Regions from separate parts of the Homo sapiens genome. Here all the other regions are linked to region 3. A link is a loop called in an ENCODE intact Hi-C map of the cell type or tissue named here. Cell type or tissue: Caco-2. All regions are shown on one strand. Each heading gives the region's core, and the rest is flanking DNA. Links, peaks and the distances in the headings are about the cores only.

Region 1 (7,240 bases), core at 1,222-6,221, 79 kb before region 3:
TTTTTAATAAAACATTAATATTGGTTTAATGAAGATAGCTACATCTTGAATTATTTAGTAAAATACCCTAATCTTGTGGCCTTAGGCAGTCTATTCCACAGACATAAAGAAAGTTCATCCTGGGAAAGGACTGTTATCATCTCTGTTTCAAAACTAAACTATGACCTTAGTTAATGAATAAGAATAGCTTTAAGGTAAGAAGTAAGATGGAGTCAGTTAGGTCAGATCATTTTCACTCTCTCAGTTATAATTTTGCATTGGTGATTTCATAACTTTTAATGATGACTATCACAGTTTTCATAAATAACATAGGTAAATGATTAAAATAAATAATTAGATAAATGTAATGGGACAAATATTTGCAGAATCCAAAGTTATATTAAATTAAACAACAGATATTTCATTATTTAGGTATTTTCCAATTAAAATATATTGTAGGAAAACATTCATTCTAAAAATTGTGTCCTTTTTAAAGGGTAAATAATTTTTGTCTAATTCAAAGCTTATTTAAAGGTTTTTTATATATAAAACAAGGTAAAAGGAACCAGGAAATAAGAGAGATATAAAGTAAGTTGTAAAAATAAAGAGAGTTTTAAAGTCTATTGGTAAAATAAAAATATCTTCAAAAATGTAAACATTTGGTCTAAATTATGCAGGTCAAATATTAAGTTTGCTAAATGCTTTAGGTCATAAACTTTTTTTGACTTAAAAAATTGTTCAATTTATTTTGGAGTGTTAAATTCTAGATAAGCCCTCAGGACACATGAAATTAGCCATGCCCCTAGCTATGCAAAAAGGTATTAAAGAAAAGATATTTTATATAATGAAGGATCTTGTGTGGTAAATTCTTGTCCTAAAGTAAAATAACTGGTTGTTTAAAAAGAGGGATGTGGCCGGGCGCAGTGGCTCACGCCTGTAATCCCAGCACTTTGGAAGGCTGAGGAGGGCAGATCACGAGGTCAGGAGTTTGAGACCAGCCTGGCCAATATGGTGAAACCCCATCTCTACTAAAAATACCAAAATTAGCTGGGCGTGGTGGCACGCACCTGTGGTCCCAACTACTCAGGAAGCTGAGGCAGAAGAATCGCTTGAACCTGGGAGGCAGAGGTTACAGTGAGCCGAGATCATGCCACTGCACTCCAGCCTGGGTGACAGAGCGAGACTCCATCTCAAAAAAAAAAAAAAAAAAAAAGAGGGATGTTTAGGACAAGTCAGAAAGTCAAGTCAAGGCATGTCATAGCTTGTCTGTGTAGTCATGAAAGAATTTATGAAAGGGAATTTATGAAAGGAAAGAAATGTACAGTTTGAAGGTGATTAGGCCTCCTGAATGTTTTATAAAAATGCCACTAAGACTCTTAGCTGTACAACTTGCCTGGTGTACAGCTAGGTAAGGCCTGGGACACATGGAGTTTGAAACTGGAATAAGTCGGACCTTATCTGCATTTCTGCCTAGGTCCAAGGCTCCACACCTAGTACATAATTAAAATCCCAAACTTACCAAGGTTTTCACCAAAAGTAAAGGTTGCTAAAAGTTAACAGTGTAACATATATTTAAAACTATTGAAGAAACAGTTTACATGCAAGGTGTGTAAGGAAAGCAAAATATACTTCTAGTAAAAAGATTATAAGGAGTCATGAGAATGTGGATTTTTGCCTAGATTAAAAGGTTAAAGGACTGTTTTAAGTTGGATAAAATAAAGAGGAAGATTTAAACAAGTTGTGGAAGGTTGATTATAAAGGAAATTTTGTGTGTAAACATATTGGCCAAAGTTAAAGGGGTATCATCCAGTTTTTCTGTAAATTGAACATTAAAATAAAAGCACAGTGGGTTTCTCTTAAAGCACTAACCTGCTCTTTAACAAAAATTGTAAAGGGTTATAAAAGGTCTATACAAAATCTTACCTTATGGTCAAACATTAAAATTGGGTAAATCTGTCTATAAGGATTTGTTAAGAATTGGGTTTAACATTAATAGCACACTAACGTAAAGGTGAAATTTGGTTTATTTGGTATAAATATTATACAGAAAGCATTGTCAAATATGAAATGGTGTTTGGCTTTCTTTGGGCTATATTTGTATAAGTATGTTATTTGTATGTGTTCCAAAGTTATGGGAGACTCCTATAATTCTGATACATCTTAGTGTATGTTATGAGTAATAATTATAATTGTTGTGTTAAATTATTGTGTGCCACAGAGGTAACAGATATCCTTGTCAATTGTGTGTTTAACTATGGCTACCCTAAAACTTTTTGTCATCCATAATCAATTGTTGTCTTGTTTTGGTCCTCTGTAGAAGGTGATTTTATAATCAGCTATAAAGCTCTAACAGGTGCTCTTGAATGCAGGTTTCTGATAACTTTGGAGATGTGACATCAGAATAGAGGAAAAACGTTCAGGACTCTTGAAGAGTTAAAATATTCATTAGTATCAAGCAGGACAGGAATTAACTGCATGAACTGAACTAATAGGAGACTGAAGTGATCTTTTTGACTTTTTGCTTAAAATGTTGCTAATCCTTTGTTTTGCTTTTCAGAGTCAAGGAGACTTTTGAGCTATTGACAGCTTTTAACAATTAAGTAAAGTATACTCCTATGAACAAAATTTGGAGCATATTTGTTTCTCTCTACCTGATTCCAAAATTTGGAAACTATTTGCGAGTATTCTTAATTTATGGCAATATAGTTATTTGCATAAGTGCAACAAGAATCTGTTTTCTTTCGTAAGAGGACACAGTTGGAAAAACTGGTTATTTTACCAAGGGCTTTGACTGGAATGGTATGCTCTCCTTTAAGGAATCAAACTTGACTTATGGAGCCAATAAAGCCCTTGGAAAACTGGCCTCATATTTTGCATACACAGTCCCTGTACAGGGTTTCTGATCTGTGGTAAGCAAACAATGTCACTTTCCAAGAGGCCAGGAACCCCAAGTTATCTTGGAACCTCAAGAGGAGAGGAATTCACCCAATTCATAGGTATTTGATGGTACAAATCCATGGCTGGGCTTGGCTTTAAAAAGGTCTCATCTTAGATTCCTTCTATGGAACAAAGTTCCATCAAAGCCAATATAAAAGACCTATGTGAAAATAATTATTCTTGCTGCACTTTATACAAATAATCTGGCCAAATATAATAAAGCATACCAGTCCTACCATGAAGAGAGAAAAATTATGTTTCAAAACTATAGTATACCTGTTAAATTCTAGTCTTGCCTGATTTTTTCAGTTTTTATTGTTTTCTACAGTTTGGATTAAATTCTAATTTTTTGGCTACAGGTCTCCAAAATAATGTTTTCAATTTTTCCCTTTTTCTTTTCCTTTTCCCCCATTCTTCCTAATTGGAAATCACTGAAACCTGAGCTGTGCTTTCGTAAAGCCCTGCAAACTTAAGACTAGACAACTTAAACTTTAGAAGAAAACAGCAGCAACCTCTTTATATGTGTTGCTGTTGCATACTATTCTAGGCCCCCGAAATAGAGCCAATAGAGGGAACAAATCAACCACCTCCACTCCAGCACTGCATTCAGTCCCCATAATGATGACCCTCTCTCAGCAGGAAGTAGCCAGAAAGATTATGATGCCCCATATCCCTATGATCTTGTGATAAATAAATATACAAGCATGATAGAAATCATGCACAAATTGACAGTGGTGATTGTGGCAGGCCAGGTCTCACTAATGCAGGCCTGCATTACAACAACTGTCCCAGCTCTGACTGAGTAGCTAGGTTAAACATTAAAAGCTGATTGAGCCAGTGCCCTTATACAAAGGCTGGAATGTAACAAAGAGCCCACCAAGAGTTTTGCCTAGGCTTTTCATGGGCCTTGAAGTTTGACAAGATAATGAAGGAATTCTTAACAGGACCCTTTTAGGATTAAACAAGTTTTATTGGGGGGTCTGAAGAAACTCCTCGGGCCTCCACAAACAAGTTTATTGAGATCTAAAGGAACTCCCCAAACCTCCATGATTTAGCAGGAGACAAGATAAGGGTAATCACCCCAGCACCTAGACCCATTTAGATTAAGTAAACTTACTGAGGCTCTAGAAGGTCTTCAGGACTCAGACCTTAGTTATAGATTAAAAGAAGTTAATCACTTATGTCTTTAGATTAATTCACTCAGTTACACATAGACATATAGCTTAGAAGGTATATAAGCTCTGGAAAACTTTGTAATTTTGAGTTGGTCTGGCAATAATTTCCAGGCCTTCTCCCTGTAACTGGTTACAGAAATACTCTCTTCGTCCCCAGTTCATCTGCATCTCATTATTGGGCCACGAGAAATAGCAGCCCAACCCCCATATTGGTTCAGGAACAATGCCAAGAGCATGCTGTAATCCCCTCTATACAGTAGTCCCCCTTATCTTCATAGAATACATTCCAAGAACTTCAGTGGAGCCTAAAGCTGCAGATAGTACCAGACCCTATATATATTTTCTTTTTATACATACGTACCTCTGATAAAATTTTTTTAATAAGGTTCAGCTAACAGATTAACAATAATAACTAATAATAAAATAGAACAATTATACTACAGTAAAATCATACGCATGTGGTCTCTCTCGCTCCTTCAAAATATCCCATTGTTCTGTATTCCTGTGGCAACAGCTTCTTCATTAGCAGACACAGCCTCTCTAGTAATTTATATATTTTTCAGTCCAAACCTATTCCTGAATCTGTTAACTATCCCTTACTTGCAATAAATGGCTTGGTGTCACTCGTTTCAGGGGATCCCTTGCTGTAGGGATCAATGCTTGTCTTCATACAGGCTCAATGCTTTCTGGTGCAACGTGTTGCCAATCAAAACACATTTCTTTTAATGTCTCCCACCTGCAAACTGAATGCCTTTTTCATCTTAACTAAGCACTTATCATACTCTATGGCCATGACGTTTACAGTTTGAGGTGCTGTAACCAGCACAAATATATTTTTCTTTACAAATTCACGGGTAAAAGATTTGTTCTTATAAATTTTGTTAATTTCAGCAATTTTTTTTTCTTTCCTTGTTAAGTCAAGAACTTTCACCTTTTCACTTAAGTGAAGCACTTTATAGCTTCTCTTTGGCATATACGAATTGCCAGCATCACTACTCTCGCACATTGGGACCATTATTAAGTAAAATAAGGATTACTCGAACACAAGCACTGCGATACTGCAACAATCTGATAGCCAAGATGGCTACAAAGTGACTAACGGATGGGGAACGTGTACGGCGTGGGTACGGGGGACAAAGGGATGATTCACATCCTGGGTGGGACAGAGCAGGACAGCTTGAAAGTTTACACCCTACTGAGAACGTCACACAATTTAAAACTTATTATTTATTTCTGGTGTTTTCTATTTAATATTTTTGGACTGCAGTTTACCATAGATAACTAAAACTGCAGAAAGCAAAAGTACCAATAAGGAGTGACTACTGTACACCAGTCTTCATCTCAGAGTCTGTTTCCAGGGAAGCCCACCCTGAGGGAATGAGTGTTCACATCTATAAAATACAGGGGTTATGCTATCAGAAGCATGAGTCAACAAAAGAAAAATAGATTGTACTTCAAAATGAAAAGCCTTTGTAATTTTACCTGGAAATGGCTGGAGGTGATGATTGCACGGCAACTGACTGTACTTAATGCCACTGAACTGTGCTCTTGAAAATGGATAAAATAGTAAATTTATGTTATGTCTAATTTTACCACAATAAAAATTAATTAATTTTAAAAATACAGGAGTAAGGTTGGATGTGCTTTTGGTTTCCTGCCCATGCTAAAGGTCCACAATTACTCTGAGTTACTTGGCAGCCAAATCTGGGTTGGTGTGATTTCAGGGGCTAGACTGTAGCATTTCTCAATCTTGGCTGTGTATTAGAATCACTTTGGATTTAAAAAAAAATGATGCTTCAGTTCTGCCCATAGTAGTTCCTGTGTAATAGTCTAGGGTCATGGCTTTGGTATTTTTAAAAGCTCCCAGTGATTCCAGTATGCAAACGCAGTTGAGCCTTACTGGGCTAGAAGAACCACAGCCCACTCCTTACCACCCACTTGCTGTTGCCCCTGAGATTTGGCCACCTGCTTATCCTTCCAGCCTCATCTTTCTGACTCCCTCCTACACATACCCAAGCTGCAGCTGAACCAAATGACTTGTCATTTATCCTCTCCTGTCAAACCCTGACTCCTATTCCCTTGCTCATGTTTCCGCTGACAAGATTACATTCCTCTGACTGATTCCAGCCCTCGTGAACCCCTTCTTGGGAAACTTGCCTTCAGCACCCGCCATGGGCTGTTCAGATGCCTCCACTCTGAACCCTGGAAGTGCCTCACATGTCAGCACCTATACTGAGGACTCTGGATCAGCACACCAGAGCAGGGATCAAGTCTTCCTCCCTGCATTCCCGGTACAAGGTAGGAAGCCAGGCACCAAGGAAGCTGCCAGTAGGTCTTATTTGAATAAGATTTCTTTAATAAGAGGTCATTTGCTCCACAATTAAATAGAAATTCTTAAAGTAAATGCATTGGGAAAAATTAGCATATCTGTATAAATAAGGCATTTTTAAAAAAAATTAATTGAGCTATTATTATATGCCTGGGATTGTGCTAATGCTTTACTTGGAGTTTCTTGTTGAATTTTCTTTTCTTTTTTATTTTTTTGAGTCAGCGTCTCACTGTGTCGCCAGGCTGGAGTGCAGTGGCACGATCTTGCTCACTGCAACCTCTGCCTCCCAGGTTCAAGCAATTCTCCTGTCTCAGCCTCCCAAGTAGCTGGGATTACAGTCCTGCCCCACCACACCCGGCTAATTTTTGTATTTTTAGTAGAGACGGGGTTTTGCCATGTTGGCCAGGCTGGTCTTGAACTCCTGACCTCAGGTGATCTGCCTGCCTTGGCCTCCCAAAGTGCTGGGATTACAGGCGTAAGCCACCATGCCTGGCCTCTTGTTGAACTTTCACAGCAACCTTAGGAGGCAGATACGATACTTTTCATGTTCGAAATGAGGAACTAATTTCAGACAAGTGAACTTGGCCAGGATCACAGCTAGTGTGCCGCAGAGCTGGGAGTTTCAGTTGGTACACAAGTGATGTTTCCAGAGCCTTCCTGATTTGGGGAAGAGGACAGGAAAAATTTAGGTCACTGGGAATCTAAAAGGAGGAGAGGGGCTGTAACTAGTAGGAAAAAGGAAGTTAGAAAAAAAGGCCACTGAAAGAAAAGACAAACTGTAATCTTCCCTATTTTGGTCCGGCCTTAGCTTAACTGTGAG
Region 2 (7,240 bases), core at 1,529-6,528, 280 kb before region 3:
TATGGAGAGGACTATCTGAAAGAAGAGGCTGTAGCCAACACAAGAAAGCCAGGGAATAAATAATCCATCCTCACTCTCCTGCTGTTGCCTCTCAATGGCCAAACCCAACCATGAGCTGGGCATGAAGGGAGCTAGCTGACAGCTATATGGCTCAGCTTCCTGGGGCCCAGAGCAGAGTGGAGCTGAGAAGAGAGTGAATCTGGAGGGGTTAATGGAAGAAACCACAGAAAGCAAATTCCTCCCTGAGATACAGTTGGTGCTTAGGCAATATTTGTACTGACAGGAATGTGGCCACATATTTTGGAAAAGCTCAGGGACTCAATCCTCTGCTAGCTGCTTTGAGGCCATGTCTGCCGAAGTCACTGTCCTCTACAGGGTTTTTTCCTCATGTTCAGTGTTTAGTCCTTTCCACCTTCACGAAAACGATGCCTACTTAATATACAGAAAGGAGGACATACAGAAATTTTTCATCTTAATTGGATATTACAGTTGCCCCACTTTGGAGCCAAGAAGAGCTGAATAAAGCTGAGAAACACCTAAACAGAAAGGCAAGTTTACCATGAAGTAAGAAACGTAAGCTTTGGACCCCTTAATTGCTTGAGCCTCCGTGAGTATTGGGAGTTGGTGTGGGTTGTAGAATGTTGTCAGTAGAGAGAGAAGTCAGATTGCATTTCTATGTAAATATTTTGGGTAAATTGCTTAGAGACATGTCAGAAGAAAGGGACCTGGACTCTCAAGGCTCCAGTAACTTATTATGAATCCTTTTCTTATCCTTAATAAATATTCTTTTTTGTACCTAACTTTATATTTCTAATTTTATGTTCTTTTTCTTGAGAAGGATCAGCCAAATAATATACGTTTTAGCCCCCACAAAACCTGGATCACTCAACCTACATGGAACTTTAATCATACTCAAACTAGGTCAGCAGTCAGTTTAAAGTGTAGGGGTAGGGGACAGTAAAAGGGACTTTATATGGAAGCCACGGAAAGTTTTCATAGGAGAGAGAAAGAGTGCATGTGCATGTGGTACTAACATGGACTCAAACTTTACTCCTGGCCACTGCTCCATTTCTTTCTTGTATATTTGTGTTCCTTGAACATATACTTTATACTAAATGCATCTACTTCTTAACCACATATAGGACATTGACTTTCTTTAATCAACTTTGTTCTCCTTCCCCTTGTACTTCTTCTATCCCTAGAAGCTGCTACCCTCAACTAGGATATTTCTGGCAACTTCAGGAAAATTGAAAGGACAATTTCTAGTGCCATTATCTTTGCAACCTTTGACTGGATGCCACCAGTTCACCCTTTTCAACTGTAATTATAATGACTTCCTTAAAGTGTTGTCACTAACTCTGGCTTCTATGACTTCATTTGCTATTTTACCACTTTCTGGTATCTACTGGCATTCTTGGGTATAATCTAGGAATTAGTGCCCTTCCATTGCAGTAGGTCCTGCCCATCCTGAGACAACACACATTTCCCTTCAATCTTTTCCCTTGGTCTGTTTTCATGTTGTTAACCTTCTTTTGCTGCTTCTTGCTGCTTTCTTCTCCCTCTAACTCATCTCTCTGTTCAATTCATACAACTGAATCTTCTTCCATCTGGCCTAGTGAAACAAGCTCCTGGTAGGGCCCCCTTTCCCAGATCTAACCTTCTTTCATCATTGCTCAGAGTGACTGTGACACAGGCATCTCAAACCATCCGACATACCCCTCCACTCCTTAGGACTCTATGGTGGCATCCCTTAGCCCCAGGAAGCACAGGAGTCACATCACTTTCTCATTTAAGATTCACTTGCTCAAATCTTCTTTTGTCCAGTTCCACCCTACTTTTTCTAAAGCTGCATGATGCATCTGTAGGCACTCCTTTGTACCACTTACTATGTGTCAGACCTGGTATCTTGATTTGACCTCATTTTGCTTACAGCAACCATGTTTTTGTTTCTTGCAACAACCAAGTTTCTGTTTACTTACGGCAACCAAGTGATTTCTGTTGTTATCTCTATTTCATGGGTGAGGAAATCGAGCATTAGAGAGGGCAAATAAAGTACCCAAAGTTAGAGATTCGGCAAGTCTTTGGGTTCATAATATTTGAACCCAAGCCCTCTGATCCCATAGTCCACATTCTTAACCACTGTACCAGTGCTTCTCAAAGTATAGACCACTGACCGTCGGCACCAGGGTCACTGGGTGCCTGTTAAAGTGCAAATTCCTGGGTCCCATTTTCTATCTACTTACCTGATGAAAAGGGATCTGGTGAAAGAATATTCAAGGCAGAGAAAACAGCAACTGCTGAGGTGGGAATAAGCAAGGATCAGAAAAAGGGTGAGAGAGGCTGGAGCACAATGAGCCCAGGAGGGTGGTATGAGGTCCGGAGGCTTCGGATTTTGGATCTCTTTTCTTCTTTTCCTTTCCTTTTGCCTTTTGCCATTCCTTTTGCCTTTTGCCTTTCCTTTCCTTTCCTTTCCTTTCCTTTCCTTTCCTTTCCTTTCCTTTCCTTTCTCTCTTTTTCTTTCTTTTTTGAGAGGGTTGCACTGTGTCACCCAGGCGGAATGCAGTGACAATCACAGCTCACTGCAGCCTTGACTTCCTGGGCTCAAGCATTTCTCCCACTTCAGTCTCCCAAGTAGCTGGGACTACAAATGCATGCCACCACACCCGACTAACTTTTGTGTTAGGGGGTGGTCTCCCTGTGTTGCCCAGGCTGGTCTCAAACTCCTGGGCTCAAGCAATTCTCCCGCCTCAGCCCCCCAAAGTGCTGGGATTTTAATTTTTTATTTAGTTAGATGGGAAGCTCTTGGACAGTGGTAAGCAGGCGAGCGATAAGACCCACCTCACATTTGAACAGATGGCAGCTGTCACTAAAGAGTTGTAGAGTTGTGGAATTTTGGAGTTGTAGAGTTATAGAATTGTGGAGTTGTGAAGCTGTGAAGTTGTTGTAGGGAAGCAGCTGCCCAGCCAGCGCACTTCCTTGCATCTAGAGATGTCATAGATGAATTCTGGCCATTGGAAGGAGAGCAGAAGTGATTTATGGGTGACTTTTGGGCAGAGGTATTGAAGGAGCAGATATGCCTGCTTCATGTTCTCTCCGCCCTTCTACCAGCTGGGTGTTGATTCCATGTATTAAGATGACTGGGCTCTCCCTCTCCCAGCCTGGCATTGACAAGGAGTCCCCACATGAACTATTCCCTGAGCAATAAAAAATGGAACACAAAATGTGTATTATTCAAATGTGGGGATTTCCTTGTTACAGTAGCTACTATTACCTTAAATGATACATGACTCATGCTTTGCCAACATCATTTTGGCTGCTATGTGGAGGTGGAAGGGGGTGGCAGAGAGACCAAGGTAGAGGCTACTGCAGAAGTTCTAATGGGACTGGGGGCTGGCATAGATTACCTGGGTGGCACTAGAGTGGTGGAAACTGGAGATACTAGATATATTTTGGAAGAATTTTCCCCCAAACCAGCAAGATGTGCCATTAGATTAAATGGGGATGTGACAGGAGAGATAAATCAAAAGTGCAAGGTTTTCAGCTTGAACTCACTGAAAATACAGAGATGCCATTTTCTGAAGTGGGGACTGGAATATTTGAAATCTTCTCCTGCCTGCAGTTCTCTCACTCTGCAATTTGCCCTGAACAACCTCCTAGTTGTGGACCTTAGACCACATGATTCATCCCCTGAGGCCTCCTCCATACCCTACAGACCTCACGTGTACTTCACGTGTTCACGCTGAAAGAAAAATTTGTCCTACACTCTCTCGGCCTGAACAACTGACTACTTGATAAAATAAGATTTGTAAACATAAAAAAAAAAGCAATTATAACCTCAAATGGGTTTAAGTTGCTTTCCCATTCTTACCAGGCCAGAGCACAAATAGAGAAGGAATGTGTCTTTCGTGTTTGCAATTAGGAAGTGAAGGAGATGGTGCTAATCATAGAGTTTCTGTTAGTTCTGGGCTGACCTTGTTTGAAGTATGGTTGCAACACACTTTATGACCCTACCAGCTCAATGGAATTTTTGTTTATTGCTTCCTCTCCTCTCTGTGTCCTCTGACTGTGGGTCTACTCAGTATGACAGTCTCTCCAGGGCAGGATTGTGTCTGTTTACCTTGTTCTGCACTGGACTTCACTTACCATGGTGGCTGTGGCAGAGCTGGGTCATTAGGACTCTTTGGAAGATAATGCCCTGTGAAAGAGGAATGGGGTATAGGAAAAAAGAGGCAATGGGCATGAAAGATGTGAGAATGGATGGGAAAAAAAAGATATAATAATATAAAATAATGTCATATATGAAATAATATAAAAAATAAATTGAGTATTTGTTTTTCAGTTAACCAATGTCAGAATATATATTATTCTAAGACCCTCACTCTACTCTGTTGTCCTAGGAGCTCTGGAGGGAAGCATTAGATATGGCTCTTAACCTCAGGGGGCTTACAGTCCAATCAGGAGACCCAATGCAAATGGAACAATGAATCAAGATACTATCTAACAGGACTAGACCATGCCAGTAAGTGCTGTAGGAGTTTAAAGATGAAGTAGCTCTTTGAGGCTGCAGTAGTCTGTTGATGGTGCTTCTCTCAGGAGGTCCCAGGAGGGGTGACTGTTCTTTCTGGAACATGGTCATGGGAAAATCCCTCATACCTACTTTAAGCCAGTAAAAGAGAATGTCCAGAAAGGCCAGGTATTTGGAATTGGACCTAAGTGACAGGCTTCATATACAAATATGCATTGGTTTACGGACAATTGTATAGTTTTTTTCTTCACTGCCACCTAAACCATCATTATCAGCACTTGAGTCCTCTGTGACCATCACTGCTGTCCATGGGCAGTATGCACAAGTGGAACAAAGCCAACGCCTCAACTGTGAGACAGTTTGTCTCTTAGGGTTAGGGAAGATGAGGGCTAAGGGTGGAGGGAGAAGGTACAGCATGGCGAAGCTCATCATAGATCCCTTGGAACACTATTCCTACTGATTTGTTACTCCCTTTTCTCCCTCCATGCTTTGTCTTTCCCTGTTACACACACACTGTTATTCTTCATCTGTCCGCAGCCCAGTCATTGGAACTTGGATGTAAGTGGCTTCTACAACCAAGTGAGGCAGAGAAATGGGCAGCAGTGATGACTCTATAAAGACTTTTGTCCTTTCATTCATTCAAGGTGGTGTACAACCCAAAGATGAACACATGACCCTTGTCCTCAAGCAGCTCAATCTGTGAAAACTATCATATGAGTTAATGTGGTAACAGAAGCATGCGCACAAAGTACTCTGGAACAACAGGCAGGGACCATTTAGACCTGCTGCAGTGTGTGTGTCTGTGTCTGTTTATCTATGTATTATATGCAGGCAGATTGTGAAAAAAGACAAGTTTCACAGAGGAGATGATACATGATCTTTTCTAATTCACTGAAGCATACAGCTATCAAAGGCCTGAGGACTCTTGAAAGATGAGCAAAATTTCATCATGCAGAGAAGGGAAGTGTAAAGACAGGAAACAGCATGTGAAAGGCATTCTATTCTATTTAAATCTAGGAATACTGTCTTTAGGATGTTCTTGGCTGATTAAATCAGATGCATCATCATATTATACTATCATGATTTACCAATACTGGTTATTGCCTAGATTTTATCCATGGACTCTCCATTGGCATCATTAGTGATGAGAGCTGGAAGCTTGAGCACACCCTGCCATAAAGTTGTTTGTAACAGAAGACATAGTTTGTACTTTGTTTTCTCTGTTTCAGTTTTGGTTTCCACCTCTAATTTGATATATACCAGTTATTAATCTGGTTGATTTGCTACAAATGAAAAGTTTAAAAAATTAATGACAATCTATACAAAACTCACATAAAACCATTTGAGTCTCCCACTAGATGGCACAGGAAGAATATGGCATATCACCTAATTCTCAGGCTAGGCTAGATAGAAAATGTCTATTCCTATGATCACATGACTCTGACTACTTTCTCTTAAAAGTAAATATAAATAACATCTCTGTAATTTTATTTTTTCTTTAACAATAATTTATCTTAAAGTAGACAGAAAAATGCATGTGGTTTAAAATTCATAGTAAATAGGAGAATATTATAAAAGTTTCTTAAGGCCAGGTGCAGTGGCTCATGCCTGTAATCTCAGCACTTTGGGGGTCCGAGGCAGGCGGACCATGAGGTCAGGAGATTGAGACCATCCTGGGCAACATGGTGAAACCTTGTCTCTACTAAAACTACAAAAATTAGCTGGGCGTGGTATGCTCCTGTAGTCCCAGCTACTTGGGAGGCTGAGGGAGGAGAATCGCTTGAACCCGGGAGGTGGAGGTTGCAGTGAGCCGAGGTCGTGCCACTGCACTCCAGCCTGGCAACAGAGTGAGACTCTGTCTCAAAAAAAAAAGTTTCTCAAACCATTTTTAACAGATTAAAACAATTCTTTTTTTATCAAACTATTTTTTTCATTAATTCTTAGTAGTCAATAGTTCTGTTATTGTGACCCTGGAAGACAAGGCACTGTCATCTGTCTCCTACAGATTTTAGAGCAATTAAAAGTGAAGCAATCCATATTCATTGATTAAGAGGGAACTATCATGTAACCTGGGTAAGTCAGTCCATATCACTTTAAGAACGCTAAACAGTATTGCTCAAGGTTAAAAAAAAAAAAAAAGGAGAGAGAGAGAGATCTAACACCATTCTTTAACGCCTGGCCACTAAACTAATGACCATCAATGACAGAACCTGCTTAATCCCCATATAATTATCCAATATATTGAATCCTAATTTTTTTTGCTCTTCACCCCAACCTTGCCCAAGTGCCAGTGTAGCTCTACTTTAAGAATATCAATAGAATGTGATTTTTCACAAGCTGCCATAAGTAAATGGTGGTAAGCCAGAGTTATAATCTGAAAATGCAGCTAGTTTTTTGGGGGGCACATTAGGACTCAAACTTCCTAAAACTCCTACTCCTGAGTTACCTGGAGAAAAGCTACAGCAGATGGGCATCCAGTGCTTGGAAGGGCTGCTTGGTCCTCAATACAGGGCCCAGTAAATATATCTTTCAATTAAACTCCAACCTTTGATGTAACTGGTATCGTGGTGCCACAAGGATTCTGTTCAATATATATTTACTGAATACCTTCTTTGTGCAACACTCTGTGCTGGACCCTGGGCTAGCTTAAACAACCTGATTTGATTCATGGTGGGCAGCAGATAAGAAGGCAGAATTAGTTCACCCTCATAATGG
Region 3 (7,240 bases), core at 880-5,879:
CCTGCCGCTAACTTACCATGAGCTTCACATTTCTGTTTCTTTTTTTTTTTCCCCTCATAAAATCTTTTAAAAGATTTCCTGGGTGCACTGTCTACCAACTTCCCTTCCTTGCTTTGGCTACCCTGGTTTCAAGGGAGGCTGCCAAGTGTATTCTTTTAGCTGGGCATGGCCCTCCCTCCGGTTATACCGCGGTTTTTTATCTAAGGATGAATGAGAGACTGGATGTTGATGAGGTCATTATCAGATTCTGCCACAGCTCCCAACTGAGGGAATCTTGCAGTGAGTTATATGTTGGGGAAGTGTTGGATTCCAGTTTTCATTGAAGAGAAATTTTTTGAGTGTTCAGTATGTGCTAGGCAGTGTTATAAGTGCTTTAACTGCAGTATCTATCATATTTAATACCCATAGAAGCCCTATGCGGGAAAGCACCATTTTATACCCATTTTACAGATGAGAAAACGAAGGTTTGGTAGTAAGAAATACAACAATTTTATGCTGGTGAAAAAATAAAACACAAATCTGTCTAAGCAGGAAGGTTTCTGGGCATGGCAACAGCGAGAAAATTAGAAGTAGCCTTAGACCAGCACCCAGCACCTTGGGTTCTAGACCACTCATTCCTTCAGCCACAACTTGTGGTATAACCTTGGTCCAGGCACAGAGTCTTTATGGACCGTAGTTTTCTCTTGAGTAAAATGAAGATGTTTTTACTGAAGAGTTTCCAGTATTTTCCTCACCTCAGTGAACCTGGTGTTTTTAAAGTTTTTATGTTACCGCATTTAGTATAATAGTAACAGCCTGCTTCTCTGCTTTGTTAATCAAAGACACACATAAATACTTATTGGAGCTTCTGTTCTGCCTGAGACATGCAGGATGCCCACTGACTTGATAAAACTAGTCCACAGCTAAGAAGAATGGCAACTTTTGTAGCCTTAGAGGGATGCCTGCCATTCCGGTAGGCTTTCCAATACGGACTGTGAAGCGCCCAGCATCTGGTAGTGTGCCAGTGACACTGTTGGCAGCCCTGGATTAGACTAGGCTTAAGAACCATAGCTGCTCTTTAAAAGTCTATGGTTTCTTGAGGACCCTGAGAGGAAACAGCTGGTACTTCCTTTAAGCGAGGGGCTTGGATTAGTGATACCTAAGGTGCCTTCCTGTTCTAAAATTTTGTCTTGAATAACACACACTTCAATGGAATGGAGAACATTCAGACCAACCCCAGCTTTCTGTCACTCTATTTGGAGGAAAGTCAGAGACAGTTGACACAGGAGGAGCAGGTAGTTGTCTGACTGAGAGGAGAAACTTCAAGAGTTTCCCATAATTTTCACCCAGTTAGTGAGGTCCCTAGAAACCATGTGTTGTCCTGAGATGAAGTTCAGGCCCTGTCAGTGGCTTTCCAGGCTTAAACTATAACAGTCCATTTGACACCACAGCTTTAAGATTCATCTGTGAAGATTTGAACTTGAAGTTAAAGACCTGAGTGTGCATGAGTATATACTAATTCCAGTTTCATTCTCATATTCTTGGAGAAAGAAAAAGATGAATATTCAGGTTAAAAAAAACTGAGGTTAAGAGAATAGTTACCTTTATCACTTTGGTGCCTCACGTTAACACCTTTGAAAATGTGTATTTACAAAAAACAAATAGTAAGAAAAATCCTGAGTCCATTTGACTTCTCACAAGTTAAGACTTGTTGGTTTTTTGCTTTTTGTGTTTCCTACTCTTCTCCCTCCCCTTCCTTGTCCCCAAAGAAAAACAGTTATAGGGAAAATGGGGAAATTTGTCATATAAGTTAATAAGTGTTTATATTATGATTCCATTCTAGTTTCATCTGAAGATATTTTTTTTCCCCATATGAGGGCCATGTCAGTTTTCAGGAGGAACATTGGTGAGATATTTTTGTGTTGGGAGTTAGGTTCTGCTAAGATTTGAGGTGTTTGTGCTTTTTATTTTTAGCATATTCTGTAAGTAGGTTTAAGTACTGCCTGCTCTTTTCTGATGTTTTGACTGAGGTTTTTTTTTCCGTATATATGACTCAACTCTTTAACTTAAACATATACTTACATTTAGGAAAACTAATAAATGACAAAAGTACTACAAAGGAGATAATTGAGCTTATAATTAGGTGATATGTAGCTGTCCCTTTTTTATACTAGATATGTAATTCTAAAATTAGATTAATTGAATATTCATAAATTGAGTGGTATTTAAAATGAACTAAGGAATCTATCTCATTGGTTAAGGGAACCCTGACTTTCTGAATCCTTTGGTAATGTAAATAATTAATGCCTCCTGTAACATCTTAGAAATTTGGGCACAACTATCCAGAAATATACTGTTCTCTAGAAGTCAGGTTAATTGAAAGCATCAAAGAGCCTGCTGAGGATTGCAAGAAGTTAAGGAAAATGATGCCCTTCCAGGCTTAGAAACCTGTCTTTCCATAGTAAGGATGGCATTCAGGGTTGATCCCACAGATACTCCTCAGTCCTTGAGGGTTGAGGCAAACCTGGGATAGCCTACACTTCCAGATCTTTCTCCCGATCTGATTCAGGCTTGAGGAAGTGATTACCTAGGTTATGGAGCACCTTCCAGGGTACGGACATATTAAATACCTCAGCCTCAAGTAGAAGCAGTAGCTTTCCCTAGGCAGGTATTGTTCCCTTTTGACCAAATGAATGATTATTGTTAGATTTTTAAAAATTCCTAGAAATTCTGTTTCATTTCCTGGATTGCATTGTAAGGGGATTGTTGTTGTTTTTGTTCTAATTTTTAAATGTTTATTTATTTTTGAGACTGAATTATGATCCTGGCCAATTTTTTATTTTTGGTAAAGACAGGGTTTCACCATATTGCCCAGGCTGGTCTCAAATTCCTGGCCTTAAGGGATCCACCTGCCTTGGCCTCCCAAAGTGCTGGGATTACAGGCATGAGCCTCAGCACCTGGCCCGTTGTTGTTTTGATACATTTGAGTTTGCCTACATCTGCTACCGGAGGTTCTATCCTAGTAGAATTAACCAGCAATAACTGGGGCCTCATGAATAAATGAAACCCGCAGACATGCAGGCAGCTTCATAGCCTTCAGTGTCAGGGCATAATCAGCCATAGAGTTCAAATAAGCAGTCAAACTGGCTCTGTTTCCTGTTTCCATTGGACATGATTGAAACCGAGCAGTGAAATGGCTCTAGAAGAAGATTGCTAAAGGGAGGAGAGACCTAAGAAAGATACAGCCTTTATAATCAATCTAAGATTGGAAGATCTGTTCTCTCTAGAGAGAACAGTGGGCCAGCTGTGATAACAGTCTTGTGACAATCACTGTCTTTTGCCTAGTCCAAATAGCCCGTGGCTTAATGAACTGACTTGAAGCTAGGCTTGTGGCTTCTTATGGCTGAATTTATGGTCCCTTAGATATTTAGGAATTCCTGTGTGGGTTGTTTGAGACTCATTCACCTCGGGAGAGAGGTGATAAGAAAAAAGGGCAGCCAGAGGACACCATGAAGCACTGACACTTTGTGGAATCTCATGGATTGTGTAAATTCCACATCAGCTTCACCTCAAAAGCCAGAGGCCACTCTGGAGAATTCGAGGGAAAACACTGCAACATGCTTTTACTAGCGTGTCTATAGGCATGAACAGTCAGGACAACCTCCTTCCTTCTATGCTGTCCTTAATCTGGTTGAAGACTGAGGGGAAATGCAGAACAAGTTCTTTTCCTCTAACTGGCAGATCCCTTACCCAGAATACACTGATGTATCATATATGAGTCAAACAAAAGAAGCTTAATGCCACCTATTCTTTCTGACCTCCTCTATCCAGTGAGGGGCAAGAAGATGATCCCCAGTCCAGAGGATGTTAAGGGTTACAGTACTCAACCCTCTAGCTATGGATGTATTGGCCATGGGGTAGGGCAAGGGGGAAGTGCAGCCTGTGGCTTCCAGACTGGCCCTCATGCTTTGTCAGTTCTGTAAATGGGATGGCAGTGGCACAGGCTGGCAAGGGCATCCTACTACATCAGGTGGTTTCAAGGGAGGGCCAGAGTGCACCTTCTTTTACGGTGCTGACTATTCCTGGCCAGGCTCTTACAAAGATTGGCTGGACTTCCATTGGTAGGCCACACATGCCTAAATAACCCACTAGTCCTCTTGAACCACAAGCTACACACAAAAGATAAATATTTAAGTTCTGGGGGTTACAGTGATAAACATGCAATGTCCCTGACTTCATGGAGAGACAGAGTATAAGCTAATAAATATATATGTAATATGAAGAAAGAATAAAGCAGGTGGAAGTGGTTGGGGTGTGTTTGTTTAGACAGTGGGGTCAAAGAAGGCCTTTCTGAGAAGGGAGTGTTTGATAGAGTATATCAGTGATTGGAAGGGATGAGCTCTGCCAAGATCTGGGAGAAGAAGGTTGCAGCAGACTGAGGAAACTTTATGTGGGGGCTCGCTGGCATCTTGAGGACAGGAAGGCCAGCTGTGGCTGGAGCAGTGGGCTGGGAGGGAAGGTGGAGGAGGGAAGGTCATAGAGGCACTCAGGTCCCTGGAAGGGAGGGGGATTTTATTAATGGTGTAAAAGGAAACCATTGGAGGGTTTTAAGCAGGTAAATGATGGGTTCCCATTCATGTTTTTGTTTGTTTGTGTTTGTTTTTGTTTTGAGACAGAGTCTCACTCTGTCGCCCAGGCTGGAGTGCAGTGGTGTGATCTCAGCTCACTGCAACCTCGCCTCCCAGGTTCAAGCGAAATTACAGGCATGAGCCATTGTACCCGGGCCCAATTCATGTTTTTAAAAAGATCTATTTGCTAATTGAAAAGTGTGTTGTAGGGGAAAACATGGTAGTTGGGGGGCAGCAATTCTGGAAGCAGGGAGACCAGCCAGATAGAAGGCTATTACATCATCCTAGTGCAAGAGGAATGTGGCTTGGGTAAGAGAGAAGCATTTATTCCTATGTTGAAACTGCAGTATACACTATACTTAAATTGCATCATCTTGCTCTTAAGAGCTCCAGGTTTGGAATGATTTAGGAGACAGTCTTAGGATCAAGTGGAAAGAACCTTATTTGAAGAGAGCATTTGATTGCAAAACTCAGGCCCCACCAAAAGGTTATTTCCTCAGACCATTAACAAAAGGGAACTGTTCTATGAGAGTTGATTTAGCCCTTGAAGTAGCAGCACTCACTAGAAGAATTGCAGTGAGGGACCTTTGGAGGCACCCACAAGAAAAGCCCATCTAGCATTGAGCACATGGGTGGTGAAGAAAGACCTGTCTGGAAGTAAACATTATTATCATAGTTTGGGCTGCTGGGTCCGTGTACCTGAGACTTCATGCTCTTCACCTGCCCTGCTGGAATGCACTCCCTTTCCAACGATAGGTAGGAATCACTTTTGTTTGAGGACTCCCAGTATAAAGTTATTAACTCTAGCCATGCTTAGAGACCCCCCCGAGGAGGCTGTGCAAAGGCAGAACATGACAAGGTGAATCCAGAGATCTGATCCCCACACCTCTGCTGCTTACTAACTGGGAGCATTTAATGTGTTCTCATGTCTTCTCATTGCAGTTGCTCAGGATCTTCCAGGTTATATACTACATTCCTTGACATTCTTCTTTTCTATAGGTAGCTGCCAGCCCTTTGATATCCCTGGGACTGCACTTCCCCCTATGCTGCCCTTGGCCAGAAGTCATTTGCATCTCAGATATATTCAAAAATGTGCCTCAGCATTGGTTGCTTTGTGTATTCATAGCCCTGGTTGTGAATTCTTCTTTTGGCTCTTGTGCATGGACACACCATGCAGGAGCATGTTTTTCATTTTTAGTATCCTGTATTTAACAGAGAGCCTGTAGAACAGCAGTCTTCAACCTTTTAGCAACAGGGACCAGTTTCATGGAAGACAGTTTTTCCACAGGATAGGAGTGGGGTTGGGGTGGTTTTGGGATGAAACTGTTCCACCTCAGATCATCAGGCATTAGTTAGATTATCATAACAAGCATGCAACCTAGATCCCTAGGTTGCTCAGTTCACAGTAAGGTTCACGCTCCTATGATAATCTAATGCCACTGCTGATCTGACAGGAGGTGGAGCTCAGGTGGTAATGATCACTCGCCTCGCGCACCGCTCACCTCCTGCAGCCCTGTTCCTAACAGACCATGGACTGGTATTGGTCCTTGGCCCCAGGGTTGGGGACCTTTGCTCTAGAGGTTCCTTCTTGTGGTTTTTACTGGCTTTTCACCTGGATTCTTGTATTTGCATCTTGGACTCTCAAACTCTGCAAATTTCTTGATATATTTAGAAACATATGCATTTTATCATAATGTGAAGAGTAAAGATGACTGATTTGACTGTCACAGTTGAATACGTTGGGTCCTTGTGTAATTTTGCTGCTTCGTGTGGCCACCGGAAAACCCTCCCTTTTATGGAGTTGTGTTCTGGGAGATGGCGAGCATTCCCAGGATCCTTTCCCCAAGTCTGTCTTCACTTTTCTCCAACTTAATGCTAAGGATATTTCAGGCCAGGACCAGGGCCTTGTGTGAGCATATTCAGTATTATTCCCTACATGGATGTGATTGTTTACTAGTAGTTACTGTTTACTCAGTCCTTCCCCAACTTTGGTGTAGCAAGTTGTTCTAGCTTCATTTCAGGTTTTTCAGGAGGAACAACTGACCACACTTTCCTTAAAGGAGTCAGGGGTTGGATGTAAAGCCCATTTCTTTGTGTACCCATAAGTGTTCCTTGTTCCTGTTTCCTAAAGAACAGATGTGGAGGTGACACTCTATCTTGAATCCGGAAGAACTTACGACTTTCATTCCACTTCATTTCAAATCCAAATACAGCAACGACCACAGAAGAAAATGAACATCATTACTTTCTAGTTTTCTTGTGGCATTTTACATTAGCCCTCTGTAACACAGAGGGTTAATATATATCTCTCTTTCTCTCAGTTATGTTGAGTTGTATTATACATTATATATAGCATACATATATATTTAGGTATCTACATCTGTCTCCAGCCAAATTTCTCCTTGCTGGAGATGTGAAGATCTGTCCATCTTCACAGAATCCCACCAATGAAAACTCAGTATATCCGAAATTGAACTCACCCCCACTTCCCTGTACAAACTTGCTTTTTTTCTAGTATTTCTTATCTGAGTAAAGGGCCTCACTATCTCTCCGCTTATCAGAAACCTTTACATCATCTTCTTGTTTTCCTTGATAAAATGAATCTGTAAAGCCTGCTGATTTAATTTCCTAAT

Evidence for each region. A loop is a pair of places that touch in the nucleus more often than their neighbours do. Peaks named below come from ENCODE experiments on the same cell type or tissue, not always from the same donor. Only the 100,000 strongest peaks of a DNase experiment are listed, where the experiment ranks them.
Region 1: it touches region 3 in a loop (6-fold over the local background); 4 of 110 quality-filtered maps call a loop at or near these places.
Region 2: a loop joins it to region 3, with 5 times the contacts of the local background. A loop is called at or near these places in 26 of 110 quality-filtered maps.

What each region holds. Positions count from the first base shown.
Region 1 is chr2:190,606,105-190,613,344 of GRCh38, reverse strand. The region is part of intron 4 of NEMP2-DT (NEMP2 divergent transcript); the gene reads right to left. It also overlaps a transcript of NEMP2 not described here. Among named protein-coding and RNA genes, the nearest start is that of NAB1, 39 kb to the left of the region's middle. RefSeq lists an enhancer at 4,556-5,755. In Caco-2, for the core only: no CTCF peak of the experiment used is centred there; DNase peaks (open chromatin) are centred at 3,804, 4,284, 5,206 and 6,184.
Region 2 is chr2:190,806,073-190,813,312 of GRCh38, reverse strand. No RefSeq gene overlaps it. Among named protein-coding and RNA genes, the nearest start is that of GLS, 71 kb to the left of the region's middle. In Caco-2, for the core only: no CTCF peak of the experiment used is centred there; DNase peaks (open chromatin) are centred at 3,692 and 4,082; H3K4me3 peaks cover 579 bases.
Region 3 is chr2:190,526,585-190,533,824 of GRCh38, reverse strand. All of the region lies in intron 1 of NEMP2 (nuclear envelope integral membrane protein 2), which reads left to right. Among named protein-coding and RNA genes, the nearest start is that of NEMP2, 4.5 kb to the left of the region's middle. In Caco-2, for the core only: no CTCF peak of the experiment used is centred there; DNase peaks (open chromatin) are centred at 3,424 and 5,254.